Regions from separate parts of the Homo sapiens genome. Here regions 1, 2 and 4 are each linked to region 3. A link is a loop called in an ENCODE intact Hi-C map of the cell type or tissue named here. Cell type or tissue: B cell. All regions are shown on one strand. Links, peaks and the distances in the headings refer to the core of each region. The heading gives the core; the rest is flanking DNA.

Region 1 (5,622 bases), core at 277-5,276, 99 kb before region 3:
CTCTATTTTAGAAGGAGAAAAACCAAAGCTACCTCTATCCCCCACAGTAGGTGTCCATGGGCATCATCCTGACGGGCAGTGCTGGCTCACAACCCTATGCTCTGGGTTCAACTGAATGGGAAAAGAGAGCATTTAGCCTTTGCAACCTCTCTAATAGGTTTTGGGCTCTGCCAGACAGAAGAGGAGGGTCAGGAATGCATGTGAGCAGGCAAGCCACAGTGCCCTGTCTGTCGGGGCATGGAAGAGGGACGGGAGATGACATCAGAGCAGGCTCCACTTGGATCACAAAGCAAGGGACCTGCAGTGCCTTGCTGAGGAGTTTAGAGTTTATTTTATTACTCTGAGAACCCAGCATAAATTTCTGTGGTGGGGAGGAAGGCCCTGATTGGCACTGACTTTTGGAAAAATAACCCTGGAGGCAAAGGTGGGAGAAGATTGGGAAGGGGTTGGGCAGTTCAGGGTAGGGCATGGATTGGGCTGACTGGGACACTCTGGGACTCTTGGGGGAATTAGTAGACTTTCCCCGAACCTAGGAACATTTAGGTAGATTGTTCAGGAATAACCAGTGTGCAGAGAGTCAGGAAACTCGATTCTAGGCCCGGCGGTTCCATTAAATGGTTACTGCACATGAGGTCACTGCCCCTCCCTGAGCCTTAGTTTCCTCATCTCTAAAATGAGATCACTGGACTAAATTCTCCACATCTCTCCCTCCTTCAACAATCAACAACCCAAGGGTGGCTCTTTGTTTATTTAAGCAGATGCTGTCTACGCACTTTATAAACAAAAAAGCTGGGCTGATCTGGGCTGGATTGTTTGCACACTGCCATCAGCTGAGTGTGATCATGGCTTTTCCCTCCAACATCTGCAACATCATCAGTAGTGTCTATACTTCCAAATACAATGGGGTTTATTATCATTAATGATAGTTATTGTTATTGAAGAACCAGAGAACTTTAGTCTCATACTGATATTTTGTTTCATGTCTCACTGAATCTCCTCTTCCTAACACATCTCTATTTGTTTTTTTTTTTTTGAGACATCATCTCTCTCTGTTGCCCAGGCTGGAGTGTAGTGCAATGATCACTGCTTACTGCAGCCTTGAACTCCTAGGCTCAAGGGAAACTCCCGCCTCAGGCTCCTGAGTAGCTGGGACCACAAGTGCATGCCTCCATGCCCAGCTAATTTTTTTTTTTCTGTAGAGACAGGGGTGTCCCTGTGTTGCTCAGGCTGGTCTCAACCTCCTGGGCTCAAGTGATCCTCCTGCCCTGGCCTCCCAAAGTGCTGGGATTACAGGAATGAATCACCACACCCAGCCTCTTTTACATTTTAAGATGAATATAGGCTGGGCACGGTAGTTCACACCTGTAATCCCAGCACTTTGGGCGGCCACCGTGGGCAGATCATGTAAGCTCATGAGTTCAAGACCAGCCTGTGCGACATGGCGAAAACCTGCCTCTATAAAAAATACAAAAATTAGCCAACTTGGTGGTGCACACCTGTAGTCCCAGCTACTCAGGAGGCTGAGGTGGAAGGATAGCTTGAGTCTGGGAGGTGGAGGTTGCAGTGAGATGGCACCACTGCACTCCAGCCTGGGCGATAGAGCAAGACTCTGTCTCAAAAAATAAATAAATAAAAGAAAATAAAAAAATTAAAAAAGCCGGGCGCGATGGCTCACGCCTGTAATCCTAGCACTTTGGGAGGCCAAAGTGGGTGGAACATTTGAGGTCAGGAGTTCGAGACCAGCCTGGCCAACATGGTGAAACCTCGTCTCTACTAAAAATACAAAAAAAAAAAAAAAAATTAGCTAGGCGTGGTGGCGCATGCCTGTGATCCCAGCTACTCAGCAAGCTGAGACAGAAGAATACTTTGAACCCGGGAGGTGGAGGTTGCGGTAAGCCGAGATCACACCATTGCACTCCAGTCTGGGCAACAAGAGTGAAACTCCACCTCAAAAAAATAAAAAATAAAAATAAATAAGTAAATAAATAAATAAAATCACATGAGGTTTTTTCAAAAGGCAGATTCAAGAACCCCAGTCTAGATTAGAGCATCTGTATTTCTAGGGCTGGAGCCTGGCAATGTATACATTGAAAACCCTACCCAGGGAGATTCTGATGGGCCCCCTAAATTCTCTTTATTCATATTGGTCAATAGACATTTATTCAAGACCTACTGTGGGCCAAGACTGAAAGGTCTAGAATATATAGAAATAAAAAATTTTGTTCGTGCCCTCAAGGAATTCAGCAAATTATGGGGAAAGATAACCATGAAAACAGACATTGACTAAACAGTATAAACTCTTTGAAAGACAGAGGTACTAAATGTGATAGGAACACAGATGAGGGGCTTCCAAGCATGCCAGGCAAGAAGCCTTCCCAGAGGAGGTAGCACTTGAATTAAGCTTTAAAGACCATCAAAAGTTTCACAAGGTGGGAAGAGGGAAGCCACAGGGAAAGGCCAGGACTTCAGAAACATAGATCTTACAAGTAAGGTACAGAGACTGAGCAGGCAGAGACCAGGTAAGGGGTAAGGGGAAGTGAAAGGGGAATTAATAACAACAGAAACTCCTCCCTGCCTCAAGCACCCCTTGCATCTGTGTCTGCAGACTGCCCCTATCTTTCTCTTGACTTGCTGTGCCAACCCTGGGGAATCACAGACAGAACTGGCTGTTGGTTCAGGGGTGTGAAGTTGAGGAAGTTGAGAAGATGCTACTGCAAGAGCCAGATGGGGCCAGGCACTGTAGCTCATTCCTGTAATCCCAGCCCTTGGGGAGGCCAAAGCAGGGGGATCCCTTAAGTCCAGGAGTTCGAGACCAGCCTGGGTAACATGGAGAGATCTCATCTCTACAAAATTTTTTTTAAAATAGCTGGGCGTGGTGGCACATGCTTGTAGTCTCAGCTACTTGGGAGGCTGAGGTGGGAGGATTGCTTGAGCCTGGGAGGTTGAGGCTGCAGTGAGCTGTGATTGTGCCACTGCATTCCAGCCTGGGTTACAGAATAAGACCCTGTCTCAAAACAAATAAACAAGCCAAATAAACAAAAAGAACCAGATGAGTTGGGAGGGAGTGCTACTCTGAGCTTTTACTGAAAATATGTGAAACCGCCCCTACAGAAATTAGCAACTAAAAAAGCAGAGGGCTGGGCTCCGCAGCTGGGTCTGGGATCTTCCTCCCTAGCCTCTCCCCACATACCCCTTAAGCTGCACTTGGCCTTGGAAGAAGTATCATCCCAATTTCCCTTCTTTCAAGGCTGGCCCTGGATGCACAGACCGATGACACCTCATTGGCAAATATATTGATTATGGGGATGGGGATGAAACTCGCAATATGCCTGCAACCTATCCCTTGAGGGTAGCCAAATCTATTTAAATTGACCTGAGTGGTGCTCTTTTCTGAAGAGAAACTGACTATACAATCCACAGTTTTCCCTCTCTCAAAAGTGTACCCTTGGCAGTTACCTGGCTCTGTGGATTCATTTCATTCAGCTTCCATTTTGTTGAACACACTTCAAAATCCTGCTGCTTCTATCCCTAATGCTCTATTTAACAGGCGCCACAGTGCACCAGCCCCTCACAGTGAAGGCTCGCCTAATCCTGACACACGTAGCCTAGAGCAAAGATGAGACCTGTTAAGAGTTTAGACTAAGATAGTCTTCATTTAATGATTTACAGAGTCTCCCTGTCTCTCAGAAAAAAGTTTAGAGAAAATGCTTTTTATGTGAGTCAAACATCAATCTCTCCCAGAGCTTCAAGACACTCATTAAGCACCACTGTTTACAAGGTAGCCAGCATGAAGATATTCAAGGCCAGGGCAAATACAGACAAATAGAAATGCTTGCCTGAGGCTGCTGAAGTTTCTAGAATACAATATTCAGGGTAACCCATAATGAAGAGGCTGCTGAGCCTGCTGTGGTCTGTTTCCCAGACCTCAGCTTACAAACAGCAAAGGGCAGCCCCTTTGTGTTCTACTGTCCAGATTCCTTTGAAGGAAGAGTTTGCTTTCAGGAAGAGAATTCAAAAAGGTCAATAAGGCGAGATTGAGAAAACCTAGGGTAGCCTAGGCAGGGAAAAGATGTGTTTTCTTTCCTGTGTGGCTAAAAGCTGATACCATCGGTTATTTGCGTGGGTGAAGGCTAACAGTTGCTTGCCTATCCTGGCATATCACAGCTGGAAGGAATTCCAGAGACCACTAGCCCAGCCCCATCACTGACAGATGATGGGAAACCCTTAGGCTCAGAGAGTGAAGTGGTTTTCCTGAAGTTACACAAGTTAGCCGACTAGAACTAGGTTCTGGGTCTCTCCTAGGGATTGAATGCTTGTGCCCCTCTCCCCTCAAAATTCACATGTTGAAACCTAATTCCTAATGTGATGGTATTTTGAGGTCAGGACTTTGGGAGGTGATTAAATGATGAATATGGTCATGAATGGGATCAGTGGCCTTATAAAAGAGACCCAAGGGGCCAGCTGCCGTGGTTCACGCCTGTAATCCCAGCACTTTGGGAGGCCAAGGCAGGCAAATCACTTGAGGCCAGGAGTTCGAGACAAGCCTGGCCAACATAGCAAACCCCATCTCTACTAAGAATACAAAAAAAAAATTGCTGGGCACGGTGGCGCATGCCCGTAATCCCAGCTACTCAGGAGGCTGAGGCAGGAGAATTGCTTCTACCCAGGTGGTGGAGGTTGCAGTGAGCTGAGTTTGTTCCACTGCACTCCAACCTGGGCAACAGAGCGAGACTTTGTCTCAAAGAAAAAAATAAAAGTAATAAAATAAAAGAGACCCAAGGGAGCTCATTCCACCATATGAAGACATAGCAAGAAGGAGCCATCGATGAGAAAGTGAGCCCTTACCAGACAATAAATTTGCCTAAGCCTTGATCTTGGACTTCCCAGCCTCCAGAACTGTGAGAAATAAATTTCTGTTGTTTATAAGTCACCCAGTCTATGGTATTTTGTTGTAGCAGCCCAAACAGATTAAGACAGACCCCAAGCCCATTGCACCACACTGTGTCCCTCCCTACACCACATCCTTGAAAACCGACCCTGTTTTCAGCCAAAGAAATTGCTGGTGCTGGATGTTACAAAATAAACCTTCTATTGAAAAATATTTTTCTTCGTTTTCCAAAAACCTCAAGTTTGCCCGTGTGTGTGCTGACACCTACGTGTAGTATAAACTCACCTGTCTCTGAGAGGGGAGAGATTTAAAGAGATCATCTTGCCAGGTCTACAATTGCAGGCCAGGTAGGTTAAATGATGGCCACAGCTAGGAGCTAAAGAGGAGATCAGAGGACTCTGACATTTCTTTCAACCTTGAGTATTCCTGTTTTCCCACTTCCACTCTGGGAAAAACAGTGAACTGAATCACTATGGAGTTGATATCCTGCTGTGTTTGGCTGCAGACCCTCCAATTCCAGATAAATGCACTCTCAGTCCTGCCCATCTTCCAGTAAACAGAGAAGCAAGAGCAGAGCTCTGCTGACAAAACACCTCTAGGCTGCGGCCATGTTCCATCTGCTCTGGGGAGTGGCCAGAAGGCAAGACCAGAGTCCAAGGTGACTCTGCAGTTGGGATGGGGGGAAAGGAGAGTCAGGAAGGGCTGCTGGAGTAACAGCTGGGAATGCTGACTGA
Region 2 (5,622 bases), core at 344-5,343, 330 kb after region 3:
GGCCAACATGGTGAAACCCCGTCTTTATCAAAAATACAAAAATTAGCCGGGTGTGGTGGCAGGCGCCTGTAGTCCCGCTACTCGGTAGGCTGAGGCGTAAGATTCGCTTGAACCTGGGAGGCGGAGGTTGCAGTGAGCCAAGTTCCCCCCACTGCACTCCAGCCTGGCTGACAGAGTGAGACCCTGTCTCAAAAATAAAATAAAATAAACTAAAAAAGATAAATTTCCTGATTACACATTGTAATACACATGTAATTCACATACAAGGTGAATTGTGGATTGCTTTAGCTTTGCCTGTTGCCCTTTTCATCAGTAATGCAGGCTAAATAATTACCCTCTTTGCTTTTTCCAGTTGTGCCAGCCCCAGTGTACTTCTGGCAATAAGGAAATGTTAATTGAGAATGAAAATAGAGTCATTAAATCCTTACATTAAATAATTATGGTGTGTTCTTTTAAGGACATCATGTTATAGATATGCAAATATGTTGCAATCAAATTATCAAACTTGCCCTCTAATTTCCAAAGAACTGTACTGTGACCCAGGGCCACATAAGGAGAATCTTAGACTCTTGTGGGCATCATGCGTTGATTTTGATGCTTCCCAAGTTTGTGCTGTGTCTGGGATTCTCTAGGGGCAGTTAGCTGCATCCAGGCCGTTTATGAGAAGTGTTTAGTAGAGCTGAGGTCAGCACAGTGCAAGTATCAGAAAGGCTCCTGGATATCAATTCCAGTTCTGGCCCTGATGTTCTTTGTAGTTTTAAGTCAAACAGGAAAATTTATCTGCATATTAGTTCTCCTATTTAACAGTAGAGAAGATACTATTTCTCTGTCAAATATCTTAAAACATGAATACAAAGAAACTTTAGACACAAGGGGTTATTAATAGTTTGTTGTGTTTCTGTTCATGGGGAGGAGGGGATGTAAATTTCAGTTCTGATTCACAAAGGAGATTTTGCAGAGAATCTTTACAATCATACTTTGGGCTTCCTTTCTCCAGTCTCCTCTGTTCTTCGGATAATCTTATTACCTTTTTGGTCATTCTAAGCACTACATGGATTAGTTCAGTATATAGATTATGGCCGTATAAACCTCATTCTCGCTCTTGGCAGATAACCTAACTCTGGTTTTACTGAAAAGATTAAAGCTAATTTGGAAGAATTGAACTCGCCCATTCCTCTCAGTTTTGTGTTGATGTATCTTCATCTCTGTGGCTGCCTCCCAGTTGCAGGCAGAGGCAGCCATCTTTCTTCCTCCTCCAGAGCTAACCCTTTCCCTCGTGCCCTTGATGCCCCCTCCACCTCTTCCTATTACCACTACTTGGCACCAGCCACATATTAGGGCTCCCTTGCAACCACTTTCAAACAAGGCCAGGCTTTATTCCATTTCAAAAAGCACACAAGAAAACCAAAATGCTTTTGCCTGACCTTGCTGTCTCTTCTAGTCTATTTATTGCTTTCCTTTTGCAGCAAGACATCTCAATTTCCTCTTTCCTCATAGCCCCTTAGTTTTGCAGTCTAGCTTCCTTTCTCTGTCACTCTATTGAAATTGTGTCCTCAAATGTCACAGTGGTTCCCTTGTAACTTAATCTGAAGAGGGTGGTGTTTTAGCCTCATTCTTCTTATTTTCTCAGCAGCATCGATTTTCTTTCTGCCTTTTTCTTTCATCTTCCACTCTGACATAGTTCTCTGGTTTATATTTTTCTGTTTATCTCCTGGGTTTTCTAGACCAGTCCAGTGCATAGCATCATGGCTGAGTCCAAGCTCTTACATTAGCCTGCCTGTAGCTGAATTTTAACTGCCACAAATTAACTGCATGACCTTTGTCAAGGTAATCTCCCTGTGCCTCAGTTTCTCCAGCCTTAAAATGGAGACTATAGTAGGAGTATTAACCTTTGGTTTGATGTAACAATTGAATGAGATAGTCTATGTAATATTTATCACAACATTTGGCACACAGAAGTTTTAATTGAATGTTATCTATTAGCATAACAATAAGTGCCTCTGTCTTTGAAAATATAACTGTTCTTTTTTCCTTTCAGGACATATTTTCTCCCTTTATGACCCAATGCAGAGCGAGACGATAACTAATTATTGTTAAATAGATTTATGCACGTGTTTGGAGAGTCAGGGAAGGAGGGCTGATGAGAGAGAGAGGCTCCTAAATTCTGCAGGTGCTGTAATTCCCCGGTTTTAATTTTGCTTTGCTTTTTACCAATAAATCATTTTGAGAGCTTAAATCGCTCCTTTCGGGACATACGGTGTTTCTTGAGCAGGAAGGGACGTCAACGGTTAAAGCTCTTGTTGTTGGTGCAACAATCAGCCACGATGAGGCTGCTTGGCATGGAACACAGTGTCCCATCCTTAGATTAAATGCGCTCTAACAGGATTATGTAAGGAAGGAGGCAGCCACGGCGGCGGCTTTGTGCAGGGGTCGCCTGGAACCCGTCCATTGAGTCATGCCGCCATCTCGCGGCCGCATGGGGAACGGGCCTTGGCAGGGAGGTTTTGTTTGGTGCAGAGGAAAGGTCCCCAGAATTGCCATCTGCAGAATTTCTGCAGAAAGTGTCGACCAGGCTGGCATGAGGGAAGAAGGAGGGGAAATCACAGCAAGGAGAAGGAAAAACACCTCAGCATGGCGTGGGGAAGCAAAGGTAGCAAGTCATGCTTGTGCCACCCTACAATATTCTTGTCGGTTTCATTCCAGAACAATTCCCTCCCCTGCCCAAATACTCTATAAACTTTGACTTTCCCCTCTTATTTGATTCTCACTTTCCAACACTCTGTGCCGACCCGTTATCCTGGACAGACCCTGCGTCACCTCCTAATTTCCCTTCTTGTATGTTAGGAATTCAGGGCTGGGAAAATTTAGCCGAGTCATCACATTTGGCTACTACCCGGGAAAGCAGCCCTCCCGAGTCAGGAACGGGCTCCGGTTCATCACGTGGCAGCCGCCTGCAGGAGCCGCAGGTAAGGGACACTGTTGGCCGGGGCAGCCAGATGCAGCGGGAGGCGTCCTGGCTGCACTTGGGTTCCCAAAACCTTTCTGGAATGTCACTCTGGTCACCAGTATGGGAGCTCGACCTCTAGGGGGTAGGATTTGGTAATGTTCTCTTTGTAAAACTGAAGTGGGCAATGTTGACCAGGAAGCTGATTTTGTTTGCTTTTCACAAACTATGTTAATCGATCAATAGTTGGGTTATAGATCATTCTATTGTCAGCAATATAATAGAATGGCAGGGACTCAGGGAAGATATTGACACTTTAAACTGAAATGTCTATGCGGTCTGTCTTCCCTCGTTCAGCTCACAGGACATTGCCTGGGAGCTGAACCTAGGCTTATAGCACAGTGACTGAAAGGATATCTTTCAGAGTCCTAAAATCTGCTCTGCCAGTATTTGACTTTGAGTTAATTGTTCAACATTACTTTAAGCCCAGTTTCTTCTTTTCTAAAATGAAGACGATTTTTTTAATATTAATTTTTTTTTTCATTTTTTTGAGACAGGGTCTTGTTGTGTTGCCCAAGCTGGGGTGCGGTGGCCCGATCTCGGCTCACTGCAACCTCTGTCTCCTGGGTTCAAGTGATTCTTCTGCCTCAGCCTCCTGAGTAGCTGGGACTACAGGTGTGCACCACCATGTCTGGCTAATTTTTGTATTTTTAGTAGAGGCGGGGTTTCACCATGTTGCTCAGGCTGGTCTTGATCTCCTGACCTCAAGCAATCTGCCTGCCTCAGCCTCCCAAAATGCTGGGATTTATAGGCATGAGCCACCACACGCAGCCTACTATTGTCATTTATAAGTTCAGTGTTGGAAGGATTTTTAAGCAATCTAACAGTTTCTTCTGCTCATTTTACAGATGAGATAAAATCAAAGTGTTTTATAATTTTGGCCTTCATAATATACCTTTTGGCTTCAATAAATAAAAGGATTATTGACCAAAAATCTAATATTTTGAGTCAGAATCATTCAAGTTTGCAAAAGCAGATGGGAGTCAGTGTAAAGCATAAAACAGTCTTCTAAGTTACCCCAAATCCATGTATCTTCAGTAAGATCAGGTAGAGCACAACCTGGCAATGAACACAAGCCCCAGCCGGGGTCTTGGGGTTCGTGAAAACCAAGGGGTCTGCACATAGCTCACTCAGGGGTATGTTCCAGAGGAAGAAGAATTCGTTGAAGAACGTGTGCAGAGATGAGTAAAACTATAAGCAGAGCTGTGTCTTTGGCTTCCAAATGGCCAGGTGACCTCCTGGTCTTGGTCATACAAGGCTAGGCATATGTGGTGACCATAGAAACCCACCAGAAAATGTAATTCTCCTAGGAAAGAATGCCTGTCTTACGGGTGAGAGGGCTTGGAGAAGGAGTTAGAACATCCTAAGAAATCTTGGAATCTGTATACTACGTTCATTCACAGTGTGTTTAAAACGATCCTCTCTGAGATCCTGTGTTGCAACAGATGAGAATGATCCTTTTGTTTTTGTTGGATTGGGTGTAAAGGACTTCATGTTTTAGAAAGGAGGGAGGCACTGCAGGCAGGAAGGAGGGCATGGGGCGGGGGGTGGGAGTTCTTTAAGAAGCTGCAAGTACAAGAAACACAAGGCTCCAGCGAGGGGCCTTGTGACCTTGATTTAACTCCTAATTTGTTTTATTTTTTAATGAAACTTTTAACTGAAGAATAGCATCCTAGAAAAGTTGCATAAATCATAGACAAACAGCTGCTGTGATTTTAATTTTATTTTTAAAGTGAAATTCAAAGTGCTTCACAAACATATGGTATCAATCTCTTGTTCTCTGCAAAGACACTGACCTCTTTCTCTTTCTCATCCCTCGGCCCCAGCTCCCTCCCTGACTTCCATGGTTTCTGCTACTGCATGGGCTCGGATTAGCTTTATTTAATTTCCAGGATAGAGGTTCTTCTATACCAACAGGCGTGTAGCATCACCAGGCACCACATACAAAAAGTGCAATGCTCAGGCCCGACACTCCCTGAGATTCAGATCCAATAATTCTGGGGCAGGCCTGGAGTTTATTGTTATTATTATTATTTATTTTTATTTTTTAGAGACAGGATCTTGCTCTGTCAACCCAGCTGGAGTGCAGTGGCGCAATCATGGCTTACGGCAGCCTCAGACTCCTGGGCTCAAGGGATGCTCAGCCTCCCAAAGTGCTGGGATTACAGGTGTGAGCCACTGCACCCACCTCTGGCTTGGAGTTTGTAACACGTACCCCGGGGAATTCTGATATAGAAGGTGCAACCAACACTGAGAAATGCTCTACTTTTCCTGCACCCAAGATTGAGATGATCCCTGACAACCTGTAAGATTAAACCACATCACAGTTTTTCTCTTGTGATGGGGAGGTAGGGTTTGCTAGAAGAGGTAGTGAGCTCAAGATGTAACTCTGTGAGTTTCTCTAATCACAGATCGAATCTTCCAGGTGGAGCCACTCAGTTCTCATTTACTTTGCCGTGCATGGGAGCATGACCTTGAGTTCTACTTACGCCTATGAAGGCGATGCTGGCTGCTTGGTTTCTGAAGCCTGGGGAAGTTGCCTTGGCTGGCTAAAGCCCTTAGCTGTTATGCTAATCTTGCAAGAGAAGTCAAGCAGAAAGAACAGGGTAGCAGGTTTG
Region 3 (5,622 bases), core at 342-5,341:
AATATTTTAAATGTCTTATTACCCTCTCTTGGCACAATACGCACTTCAGACAACATCCAACCAGAATGATTATGGATGTAAAGCCGTATTTCAAATAGTCTTCTGGATGATTGCAATTTCAGCCAACTCTTCAAGGTCTGAGGAAAGTGCTGCTGTTTTCATTTCATAACGTGGCTGGGGGCAGAGGAGGGAGGGTCAGCTCTGCCATGTGGGGGCTGCGTGGTATGATTTCATATTAGTGTTATCTTCAGTCCAAGATTTCTTTTCAACATTGTTTTAAAGCCACTTATCCTTTTTGGGAGCCTTAGTTGACTTAAAAATAGATAATAGAATATCTAAATTCCCTTTGGTGGGCACTATGTAAGTTGCAATTTGATGAAATCCCCGCTCTTCCTCCCACAAAGTACTCCTCCTACACAGCCGTCTAAGGCACGTGAGTCCCTCAACGTTCAAAATTACTAACATTGCACAGCTTTTTCTTTCATGTTGGAAGCAAAATGTTAATCTGAGTAGATGCACTATTATTTTTCTTTCCTTAAGCCCTCTGGGATGTATGTACTCCACTTTGGAGACCCCTGCTCCAGACTGAACACATCACCCCTCCACTTCCCTTGAAAGCCCTGTGGAGTCCCTCAAGAGATTTCATCAATCCAGAGGCTCAGCCAACAGCTGCACAGTTTGCCTAAGGAAGGCTCAGTCCAGGGGGCTCGCAGGAGACCACATATCCCCCTTTCCTCCGTGACTAGTCCACCCTGAGTTTCTGTTACCACTCAAGAGGCTCAGACACAGGAGTGTGGAGTCTCGCCCGCAGCCAGCATGGCAGGGGCAGCTGCTAGACAGCCCCAGGCAGGCGGCACTGGGCCCTGACCCCACATGCCAGGCCCTATCCAGCGGCTACCACAGGCAGTGGGCCAAGGGGCTTTCCCTGTGGGCAGCCCCAGCTGGCGGGCGAAGGCTGGGGGAATACGAGGTAGGGGCAGCTGCGACACCAGCTTCTTGTGGCATTTCTGAAATCTCATTTCCTGCCATAATTCTGAAGCAGGTGTTTCTGTTTTTTAGAGCGTCTTCAGTTGCTATTCTGGTCGTGTGAGTCGCTAGTTTTTTCCAAAGACTGAACTGCTATTTTTTCCTCTGGTGGAGGCATGGTGAGCAGCTGGTCCCCCCACCAGGATCAGTTGGGTAGCAGGCCAGCCCCCCTCGGCCAGCCCTGGCCTGGGGGCATGGGGACCCTTCACAGACTGAGTTGAGGAGCCACAGGGGAGCAGGGAGTACCGTCCGCTGAGCGGCCACCCAGCACTTTGTGTTTCAGTTCGCACTGAGCATGTAGTGTGCACCTGCCTTGCCCAGGAGAAGCAAAACAAAAACAAGCCAGGTCCCCAGCGCCTGTCTGGGGGACCTCAGCCCCACAGGGCATTGGGAGTGGCTGGAGTCAAACCCAGGCCTAGGGAGAGGCAGGTAAAGAGCTTCTTAAGTGAAATACCAGGGTCTCAAATCCAAGAATTTTAGATCTGGAGTTTCCAAACACCCTGAGACTCATACCAGACACATTCAGTAGGTCCTCTCTACAAGACTTTTAGTTTTCATTTGAATTAAAGTCTTAAAAATTAATGTAAACACATCTGACATCAGATGATCATCTCACAACTCTCACAACTAAGTATGTCTAGAGATCTCAGAGCCAAATAGTAGTAATTTTATAGGACGGAGCAGAGGATTTCATTTGTAAACGCCACAATAGTGTTCTGTATAGTGAAATGTTGCAATTTTTCCAATAGAGGCAAGATTTGGAAGAGCCCCATCATCAGACCACACAGCCTGGGTATCACTGAGTGCAGCATTCATGGTGTTTGAGTTCAGAAAAACAACATAGCAAGTCACATTAATGTGCTAACAAGTTCGGGTGGTTTTTCAGGAACTTTTGGTGTTTTCTTTGTACACTGATTTTGGTTTTAGAATTACTTAAGAGCCATTAAAATATATAGAAGTTAAATAATTTTATGGCTGGGTGCGGTGGCTCACACCTGTAATCCCAGCACTTTGGGAGGCCAAGGCGGGCGGATCACGAGGTCAGGAAATCGAGACCATCCTGGCTAATACGGTGAAACACCGTCTCTACTAAAAATATAAACAATTAGCCAGGCATTGGGGTGCATGCCTGTAATCCCAGCTACTGGGGAGGCTGAGGCAGGAGAATGGCGTGAACCCAGGAGGCGCAGTTTGCGGTGAGCCGAGATCGCGCCACTGCACTCCAGCCTGGGCGACAAAGCAAGACACCTTCTCAAAAAATAAAAATAAAAAATTATGTTCGTACTTATTTAAGTAATATGATAAACAAAATAATTTCAGTCATCCCTAGGGAATCATACGATTTCTGGTTTCCTTTGTGTAACAGAGGTTTGTACCTGACTCCGATGTAAAAACCATTACTCTCATGTTTGAATCAGATAGCTAGAATTATCTACAACAAAGGCTCATGCTGGAAGAATTAAAGCGAGGTCTTTCAGGGCTTAGGACTAGCAAAGATAGGGGGCCCTAGGGAAGCCTGTTGTCCCTAGCGTGTTTACTGGGAGCTGAGGTTAAGCAGACGCGGAAGAGGTAAAAAAAAAAAAAATAAAAAATAAGAGGCGAGGCTAACATCTAGGGAAGAAACAGCAAGCCTGTCTGCGGGGGCCACCAGAGGGCATGTTCACTACCAGCAACACACACACGCGCGCACACACACACCCACACACGCCCACACAGCCCCGGAGGCCACGGGAGACAGGTGAGGCCATCGCCCTGGGAGTGACAAAGTGACTCCTCACCTGCTCCACTGCCTTGGGGGCAGGGGAGTGTATGACACTTCAAGCGCTCACTGACTGTTCCTTGCCAGTGGATTGGGGGGTCCCAGTGATTAGGTCTGGGCTGTCATGGTCAGGAGGGCCACAGCTTTCCTCAGGTTGTTCCTCAGACATCTCAGAAACCACACTGACCACAGGAGCAAAACAAGAAGCACAGCTGTGCAAGAGGTATACAGCCAGAAGTGGCCAAATTTATGCCAGCCAATAAAGAAGCCCATAATGCGGCAAGGCTCTAGTCCTGCCACCCGCGGTGTGGGGACACGACGAAGGAGCAAGTCCAATCAACAGTCCTCCGCGTCCCTCCAGCAGTTGAGTCAGGAAGTCAGGTGCCAGGTCCTCTCGGGACAGAAACTCCAGAGATCTGGGTTTTCTGCCCTCTGAGACTGGACCTGCGAGAATCTTCTTATTTGGAAGGAGGTGGTTGGTAAAGGAAGACAAAATAAGGCTGGAAACAGACCCAGACACATTTAGAAACAAACGGAGCAAATGAAGCACTGGGGAGAGTCACTTTCTGAAAGCCAGACACCTCAGGACCATGTGGGTGGGGTGTTTCCAGGGAGGACGGAAACTTTCACCATCACCTTCCTGTCAACTGAGTGTCTGACCCCACCCCAAGTGTACTTGTGTGCTAGGACCGCCGTAATAAAATACCACACTGGGCAGTGTCAACAACAGACATTCATTTTCTCACAGTTCTAGAGGCTGGAAGTCCAAAATGGAGGTGTTGCAGGGCTGGTTTCTCTTGCTGCTCCTCTCCTCAGCTCGCAGCTGGCCGCCTTCTGCAGTGCCTTCACATGGTGCCCACCTTCTGCAGTGCCCAGCTTCTGCAGTGCCTGCCTTCTGCAGTGCCCACCTTCTCCAGTGCCCGCCTTCTGCAGTGCCTGCCTTCTCCAGTGCCTGCCTTCTCCAGTGCCTGCCATCAGCAGTGCTCACCTTCTGCAGTGCCTTCACATGGGCTTTGCTCTGTGACCGTGCATACGTGGCATCTCCTCCTCCTCTTATTGTAAGGACACTGTGCCACCATAGGAGGGGGGCCAGACCTTTATGACCTCACTTAACCTTAATTACCTCTTTAAAGGTCTGATTTCCAGGCCAGGCAATACCAGCACTTTGGGAGGCAGAGATGGGTTGATCAACTGAGGTCAGGGGTTTGGGACCAGCCTGGCCAACATGGCAAAAACCCGTCTCTACTAAAAATATAAAAATTAGCCAGCCATGGTGGCAGGCACCTATAATCCCAGCTACTGGGGAGGCTGAGGCAGGAGAATCAATTGAACATGGGAGGCGAAGGTTGCAGTGAGCCAAGAGCACACCACTGCATGCTAGCCTGGGCGACACAGTAAGACTGTGTCTCAAAATAAATAAATAAATAAATAAAGGTCTGATTTCCAAATACGGTTACATGCTGAGGTATTGGGGGTTAGGATTTCAATATAGGAATTTTGCGGGGAGACAATTCAGTCCATAACAACGATAAAATCGCATTGTGCAAGGTGTGGAGGTCCTGGGCTGGAGCTCTGTCCTTACTGAGCCCCTACCTGCAGTGGCAGCTTCATTCACCTTCATGAGAAGATGAAGCAGTAGCTCCAGGAGTGGCCCATCTCTCACCCTTCCTCAGCCCCTGGCAAGGATGAGGTAACACCGACCTTTGGCCCAGACTCCTGTCTTTGAACTACAGGGCACTGAACCCACACCGAGAGCTCACTGTGTCTATCATGGTGAAGGTGGAACAGAGACTATTTTCTAGGTAGACCTCCACGGCACTGGGCCCTGGGCACAGATCCAAAATCTCAGCACAGCATGGGCTGCCTCAGGTGCCCTTTTGGATGAAGAGACACCATTACTGGGACAGCTAAGCAATACATAGAGCTCCCAGGCCTGGCTAGAACACACCTCTGACTCCAGATGCAACATCACATGCTGGGCCATGAGTCACCTCTCTCAGACACTGCAGATTCCGAGGAGCTATGGGACTTAGACTGCTTTGCTGGCAGCTATACTCTATGCCTGCTCAATGGGTCTTCATCAAGTATAGTTAGTAGTATCGAGCTTCTACTTCCGCTAATGTCAGAATAGGTAAACCAGAACAATTGTCCCACCAAGAACAACTAGAAAAGCTGGACTAATATGAAAATTATTGAAGGCATCAAAGAGCCCAGATGAGAGTGAAAAATTACTGAGCCAAGATCTCTGGAGAGCAGAAACTCAAGCAGATAAGGCAGGTTTCTGGGGCCTAGATGCATTTACTGATTGTACAGACAGCTGATAAGACTGAGCATGGCTTTTGAAAGCTTCATAGGCTGCTGGGCGTGGCTGTGCAACAGCAGTAGCATATAAATCAGAAGTGGAGTGGATGGAATTAATGTCTTTCTGAGGCACTCATATTGTCTGAGAAGAGGTAAAGGTACTAATTCCTTCTGGAATTTGATAACTCAAGTATGTTGCAATATCTGTTTGACCAACAAAGATCTTATTTTTAAAAATATGTAACTACTGGCTGGGCGCGGTGGCACATGCCTGTAATCTCAGCACTTTGGGAGGCCGAGGCAGGTGGATCACCTGAGGTCAGGAGTTAAAGACCAGGCTGACCAACGTGGAAAAACACCGTCTCTTCTAAAATTACAAAATTAGATAGGCATGGTGGTGCATGCCTGTAATCCCAGCTACTTGGGAGGCTGAGGCAGGAGAATTGCTTGAACCCGGGAGGCAGAGGTGGCAGTGAGCCAAGATCATGCCATTGCACTCCAGCCTGGGCAACAAGACCGAAACTCCATCTCAAAAA
Region 4 (5,622 bases), core at 76-5,075, 77 kb after region 3:
ACCTCTTAGATGACCGAGATGAAGTCTCTCTCTCAATTTCAAAGTGTAACAGAGTAATACACTATTACTCAGTGGTGGCAACTGATGAGAATATGAAACTTAATAATAGTTCTGGATTCTTCAGTAAAAGCATGTTTATAACACTGAAACCAGCAAATTAATGGTATCACCCCAAATTTTAAAAAATCAAATTCTCTCAATGAATATGCCTAATCTACCTCTAAATTGTAAACTCCTGAACATAAGTCACAATGGAGACTGCATCTAATTTTCCAGTCAGAACATACAGTCATATAGTCCATCTGCATTCATCAATATTACAATGAAACTAATGGGAGGAATTTGCATGTACTGTAGAGAAACCTGCAGGGCCACTGCAGTTTTCTTAGCCAGTGTGATTTGCTTACCACACTGAAGAGGTTAAGAACAGGGGTTGAATGAATCACTAGTTATGCCTTCAGACGTGGAAGATGGGTGCCACGTGTTTCCATCATAAAAGTCTATAGTCAGGAGTTTAACTCTGCAGTAAAAAATTCCCCATCAGTGTGAAACCTGGCACACAGTTCAATTTTACCCTAAAATTAAAAAAAAGTCTACAAGTTATCAAAATACCACCCTCACTTAGTTTTCTCTCCATGTTTAGCATACTTTAAAAAAAAAATTGGAAAAGTGTCCAATTCTGAAATTGAAATATGCTTTCCTTACTAGAATAAAGCCAAGCACTTCAGTGATTACAACCCACCCTGGCTGGTGAGGCAGAATTATAATAAGCATCAACAAAAAAGGAGGAGATAGAACAGTATAATATAATAATCATCCCCTTTCTCCTTCATCCCATACTCCATTTTTGATACAAAAAGAATGCAAACAGGGTCATAGGCAAAAAGCAACTATTACAGAAGAACAGATTTTACCAATTCAAAAATGTCATCATCCCAGTAAAAAAAAACTTTAATTTCTATTACTGCTCAAAGAAACTAATCAACTGAGTAAATCAAGATAAAAATATCAACTATTATACCTTTAAAAAAGAATGAAAAGCATACTTACTGATAGCTGGAGCTATTCCACCTACTGATCCTGGGCCAGGGATGTTTCCTGCCACGGCTGCTGCCTGGGCAGCTGCTGCAGCTTGTGCAGTAGCCGCCTGCTGCTGCATCTGTCGATGACACTGACGCAAATCAAAGACCTTTTAAGAAAAAACATTTCATACTATGAGTTCATAAAGAAAAATTCCATACATTAAAAACCAATGCCTGACTTATTTAAAACTCAGTTTCATTATACCTCTCACATGAAAAGAATTAATTAAAACATGTAAACTTTTATGTACATTGTGATTGGTCTAAAACTAGTTAGGAAAGGTGGCTTGGAGCTCACCAAGAAGATCATGTCAACATCATGATGGCTTTGGCTGCCACACGCCTCTGTATCTTTTATCTAGTTCGAAGTGGGTCAGCTATTACTGTCCTTGTGGAAATCTGTGTAAAATGTACAATTAAGAAGTCCCCCTCCCCCTTTCATAATCAAATTGCTGAATTTTCCTTAGGCTGGAGTTGATAGCTTTGGTCGCCTGGCCAACTTTTTGTCTTATCATTTTTGCTTATTTGGAGGAGTTTAACAAAATGGCACTGTCGCTATATAAGAGAGATCAACATTTTTCAGAGATGCGTACTTTAAGCAAATAGAAGCAAAATAATATCCAGGACTTGTTTTAAAATACTTAAGAAACAACAACAACAAAAAGACTAGATCAAACAAATATAAAATTGTAACTACTTAATCCGTGCGATGGGTATATGGGACTTCATTAGTTTCTCTCTACATTTCTTTGTTTGTAAATGTTCATAATTTTTAAGGAAAAAAAAGGCCCAGTTTTAAATCCCATCACCGATACCTGCTAATTATATGGGCTGAGTTTCTTTTATCTATAAAATGGGAATGCTAAGTGTACATACTTTCATGAGGTTGTTGCAAACTTGGCATAGTATACAGTTACTTATTTTGTTTTTAGCCTCCCCCGTAGTCATTTATCTTTCAGGATGAGTTAAGGCGTTAATAAATAATTTTACTTTTATCAACCAAGTGAAGAACTGGCATAGTAAGGAAGGGGTTGCCATATCTACCCTTATATTTATGAAAGTACTGGAATGTTCTTTTAATATGCAACAAATTACAGATAATAAATCACATCACCTTTTTTTCTGGGGAAAAAAAAATCTTCCTAAAATATTTGTTTATTTGCATTTTTAAAAAGCATTGGAAGATTACACAAAAAGAATTTGCAGGAAAGGAGAACAAGGACAGGTTCTGAAGCAAGGCTGCTCAATGTCCACTGTTTTTAAATCACTTTAATTTCTGAACCATGTGGCTATACTCCCTATCTAAAAGGACATGAATATTTTTTAAAGTCCCATTACGTACATAAGGGGCCCAATACAAGCAAGCATAAATAATCTTGAAAATAAGAGAAATCTGAGAATGCATAATTTTTTAGTTGATGATAAACAATAGTTTTAGAACTTAAACCATAATTTTCAGATGCTTGAAAAAATTCTGATCATCTTCAACCATGGTATTTACATGAACCACAAAAACATACAATAACATACACTCTCCAAATAACAAATTGCACTCCTACTTACTCCTATTTCTCTACTCAGTGTCCATTTCCTCAAAAAACTTTTCCCAATTAGCACCAATGAAGGACAACACTCAGACTACCCTATTCTTTAAACAGACATGAATTTGTCCAATATACATATATGTATTTCCTGGACTATTAGGTCCTAAAATACTTTAGTAAAGAAAGCAATGACAGGGGCATGGTGGCAGATGCCTGTAATCCCAGCACTTTGGGAGGCCCAGGTGGGAGGATCACTTGAGCCCAGGAGTTCAAGACCAGCCAAGACCCCAACTCCACAAAAAAATTTAAATTTAAAAGAAAGCATGACAAAGTCAGGTTCTAGAAATCAGAAAGCCCACAACACCCAGAAGTGAAACCACTACTTCCTCAAATTTCTCACAGTCCATTCGTTTCAGAACTTCTAGGCTATGACATTTGGAAGGCATTACCCAGTACAGAACAAAGCAGGGACTCAAACATTTGAAAAGGTAAATAGCTCTACAACCACTTTTTTAAAGAAGTAAATTAATAAACTTTACTTTTTTAGAGCAGTTTTAGGTTCACAGCACAATTAAGCAGAAAGTACAGAGTCCCTGTCCCCACACCCAACCTTCCGCCACTATCAACATCCCCACTACAGTGGCACAATTGTTACAATCAATGAATTTACACTGACACATCATTATCACCCAAAACCCAGTTTACGTAAGGGTTCACTCTTGGTGTTGTACATTCTATGGGTTTGTACACATTTATGATGCTGAACACCTTTTCATATGCTTGTTTGCCATATGTGTATCTTCTTTGGTGAGGTGTTTGTTCATGTCTTTTGCCTTTTTTGTTGTTGTTGTTAAGATGGGGTCTTGCTATGTTGCCCAAGCTAGTCTTGAACACCTGGGCTCAAGGGTCCTCCCACATCAGCCTCCCAACTAGCCAGGACTACAGGCACATGCCACCATGCCTGGCTAATTTTTTTTTTTTTTTTTTTGGTAGAGATGAGGTCTTGCTGTTGCCCAGGCTGATCTTGAACTACTCCTGCGCTCAAGCAATCCTCCTACCTTGACCTCCCGAAGTGCTGGGATTATAGGAGTCAATCACTATGCCCAGTCTATTCTGCCCATTGTTTATTTTATTGTTGCATTATTTTATTGTTGAGTTTTAAGAGTTCTTTGTAATTTTGGATAACAGTCCTTTACTAGATGTGTCTTTTGCAAATATTTTCACCCAGTCTGTGGCTTGTCTTCTCATTCTCTGACCCTGTCTTTCACAGAGCAGAAGTGTTTCATTTCAATGAAGTCAGGCCTATCAATTCTTTCCTTTATGGATCATGCCTTTGATGTTGTATCTTAAAAGTTCTCGCTTTTTCTCTTGGCCAGGCACAGTGGCTCTCTCCTGTAATCCCAGCACTTTGGGAGGCCGAGGCAGGAGGATCACTTGAGGTCAGGAGTTCCTGACCAGCCTGGCCAACATGGTGAGACCCCATCTCTACTAAAAATGCAAAAATTAGCCAGGCATGATGGTGCAAGCTTGTGATCCCAGATACTTGGGAGGCTGAGACAGGAGAATCCCTTAAACCCAGGAGGCGGAGGTTGCAGTGAGCCAAGATGGCACCACTGCACTCCAGCCTGGGCAACAGAGCAAGACTCCGTCTCAAAAAAAAAGTTCTCACTTTTTCTCTTATATTATCTTCTAGAAGTTTTATAGTTTTGTGTTTTACATTTAGGTCTCCACAACTACTTTTTTTTAATCATCACTAACCAAGTATGGTGTGTGTGTGTGTGTGTGTGTGTGTGTGTGTGTGTGTGTGTGTGTATATATATATATATATATATATATATAATGTTATCTGGGAGTAGGGAATAAAACTTAATTATAATCTCCAAGATTCAAGTATGCCTTTAACATTAACACTCCCCCACCCCCACGAGTCATTTAAAAAAATAACCAAGTAATATGTCACACATAGGCTCTCTCCAATGTGTTGTAAATAATCGCAATTAGGATTGTTTCAGCCTGAATCTATGCTAACATCAGCAGCACATATTACAGGTTACCCACACGGATTAAACTTTATGACTTGCATCTGTAGATGCAGTAAAAATGATTCATTGGGCACCTCAGCAAACCTCCCTTCCACAGATTATTTACGTAATTATAGCACTCAAACCAGAAGACCTAAAATTATTCAGTTAGGTTCACTAATAACTAAAACCTGCATTGCCTCCTGACTTCACACTGTAACTAATCCATTGATAACGGATACCATAACAGATTCCATTTGTTACACTGGATGATAAAAATTAAAGCTATTATTGAAATGCTACTGTCTTCCTTTCATAATTTGACTAAATTGTTGACAAAGGCAATTCAAAGTAATCAAAGGCTTTAAATATTCTTTTTGGCTCAGATCCAAAAAATATTTCTGACCACCACTCCTGAGCTAATTTCTGCTTTAATTTATTTAACCATGTTTTCTGAATTTATTACAAAACCGTTACTTAACAAAGATGTGTGTCTCATAAAGATCACTGACAACATCTTTAGGATATTGTCTTTTACAACCAGGAGTCAAATTTTGCCATTTTCCTTTGACAAGGCTTAAATGCAATACTATATAATCTTAAATTAACATTAGGAAACAGTAATCCAGAATGAAAAATGCACCTGAACATAAACAAGATTGTGCTAAGGACATTCTAAGTTCTACTTGACTTAGGGAATCACAATGAGTGTTAATTGGGAATAAATTTAAATGAGGTTCATAATACCCTCTGACCTAGTCCACCAGTGGTTTAGAAGCATCTGCTGCCCCTTCCTCTAAAATAAATGTGTTCAAAAACAAACCCAACTCAATATTAACACAGGAAGTTTGCAAATCAAAACTACCACAATAAGATTATACTTCACACCTACTACAATGGCTAAAATAAAAAAGACAGATAACAAGTACTGATGAGAATGTAGAGAAATTGGAACCCTCACACCCTGCTAGTGAG

What was found. A loop is a pair of places that touch in the nucleus more often than their neighbours do. Peaks named below come from ENCODE experiments on the same cell type or tissue, not always from the same donor. Only the 100,000 strongest peaks of a DNase experiment are listed, where the experiment ranks them.
Region 1: it touches region 3 in a loop (7-fold over the local background); 3 of 110 quality-filtered maps call a loop at or near these places.
Region 2: a loop joins it to region 3, with 7 times the contacts of the local background. A loop is called at or near these places in 3 of 110 quality-filtered maps.
Region 4: a loop joins it to region 3, with 7 times the contacts of the local background. A loop is called at or near these places in 2 of 110 quality-filtered maps.

Annotation. Positions count from the first base shown.
Region 1 is chr18:51,248,809-51,254,430 of GRCh38, reverse strand. No RefSeq gene overlaps it. Among named protein-coding and RNA genes, the nearest start is that of MEX3C, 54 kb to the right of the region's middle. RefSeq lists a silencer at 2,463-2,572. In B cell, for the core only: no CTCF peak of the experiment used is centred there; a DNase peak (open chromatin) is centred at 2,610; H3K27ac peaks cover 423 bases.
Region 2 is chr18:50,816,925-50,822,546 of GRCh38, reverse strand. It overlaps MRO (maestro), which reads left to right and starts at 2,531. Exons shown (of 8, transcript NM_031939.6): 1 at 2,531-2,650; 2 at 2,845-2,966. RefSeq lists enhancers at 2,327-2,376, 2,213-2,846. In B cell, for the core only: CTCF peaks have their summits at 2,240 and 2,460 (motif pointing left); DNase peaks (open chromatin) are centred at 1,486 and 2,456; H3K4me3 peaks cover 1,182 bases.
Region 3 is chr18:51,149,444-51,155,065 of GRCh38, reverse strand. No RefSeq gene overlaps it. Among named protein-coding and RNA genes, the nearest start is that of MEX3C, 45 kb to the left of the region's middle. RefSeq lists enhancers at 731-860, 3,045-3,094, 3,105-3,264. In B cell, for the core only: a CTCF peak has its summit at 2,700 (motif pointing right); DNase peaks (open chromatin) are centred at 975, 2,695 and 3,265; H3K4me3 peaks cover 2,815 bases; H3K27ac peaks cover 3,413 bases.
Region 4 is chr18:51,072,205-51,077,826 of GRCh38, reverse strand. It overlaps SMAD4 (SMAD family member 4), which reads right to left. Exons shown (of 12, transcript NM_005359.6): 11 at 1,051-1,189. Among named protein-coding and RNA genes, the nearest start is that of SMAD4, 45 kb to the right of the region's middle. In B cell, for the core only: no CTCF peak of the experiment used is centred there; a DNase peak (open chromatin) is centred at 3,016; H3K27ac peaks cover 911 bases.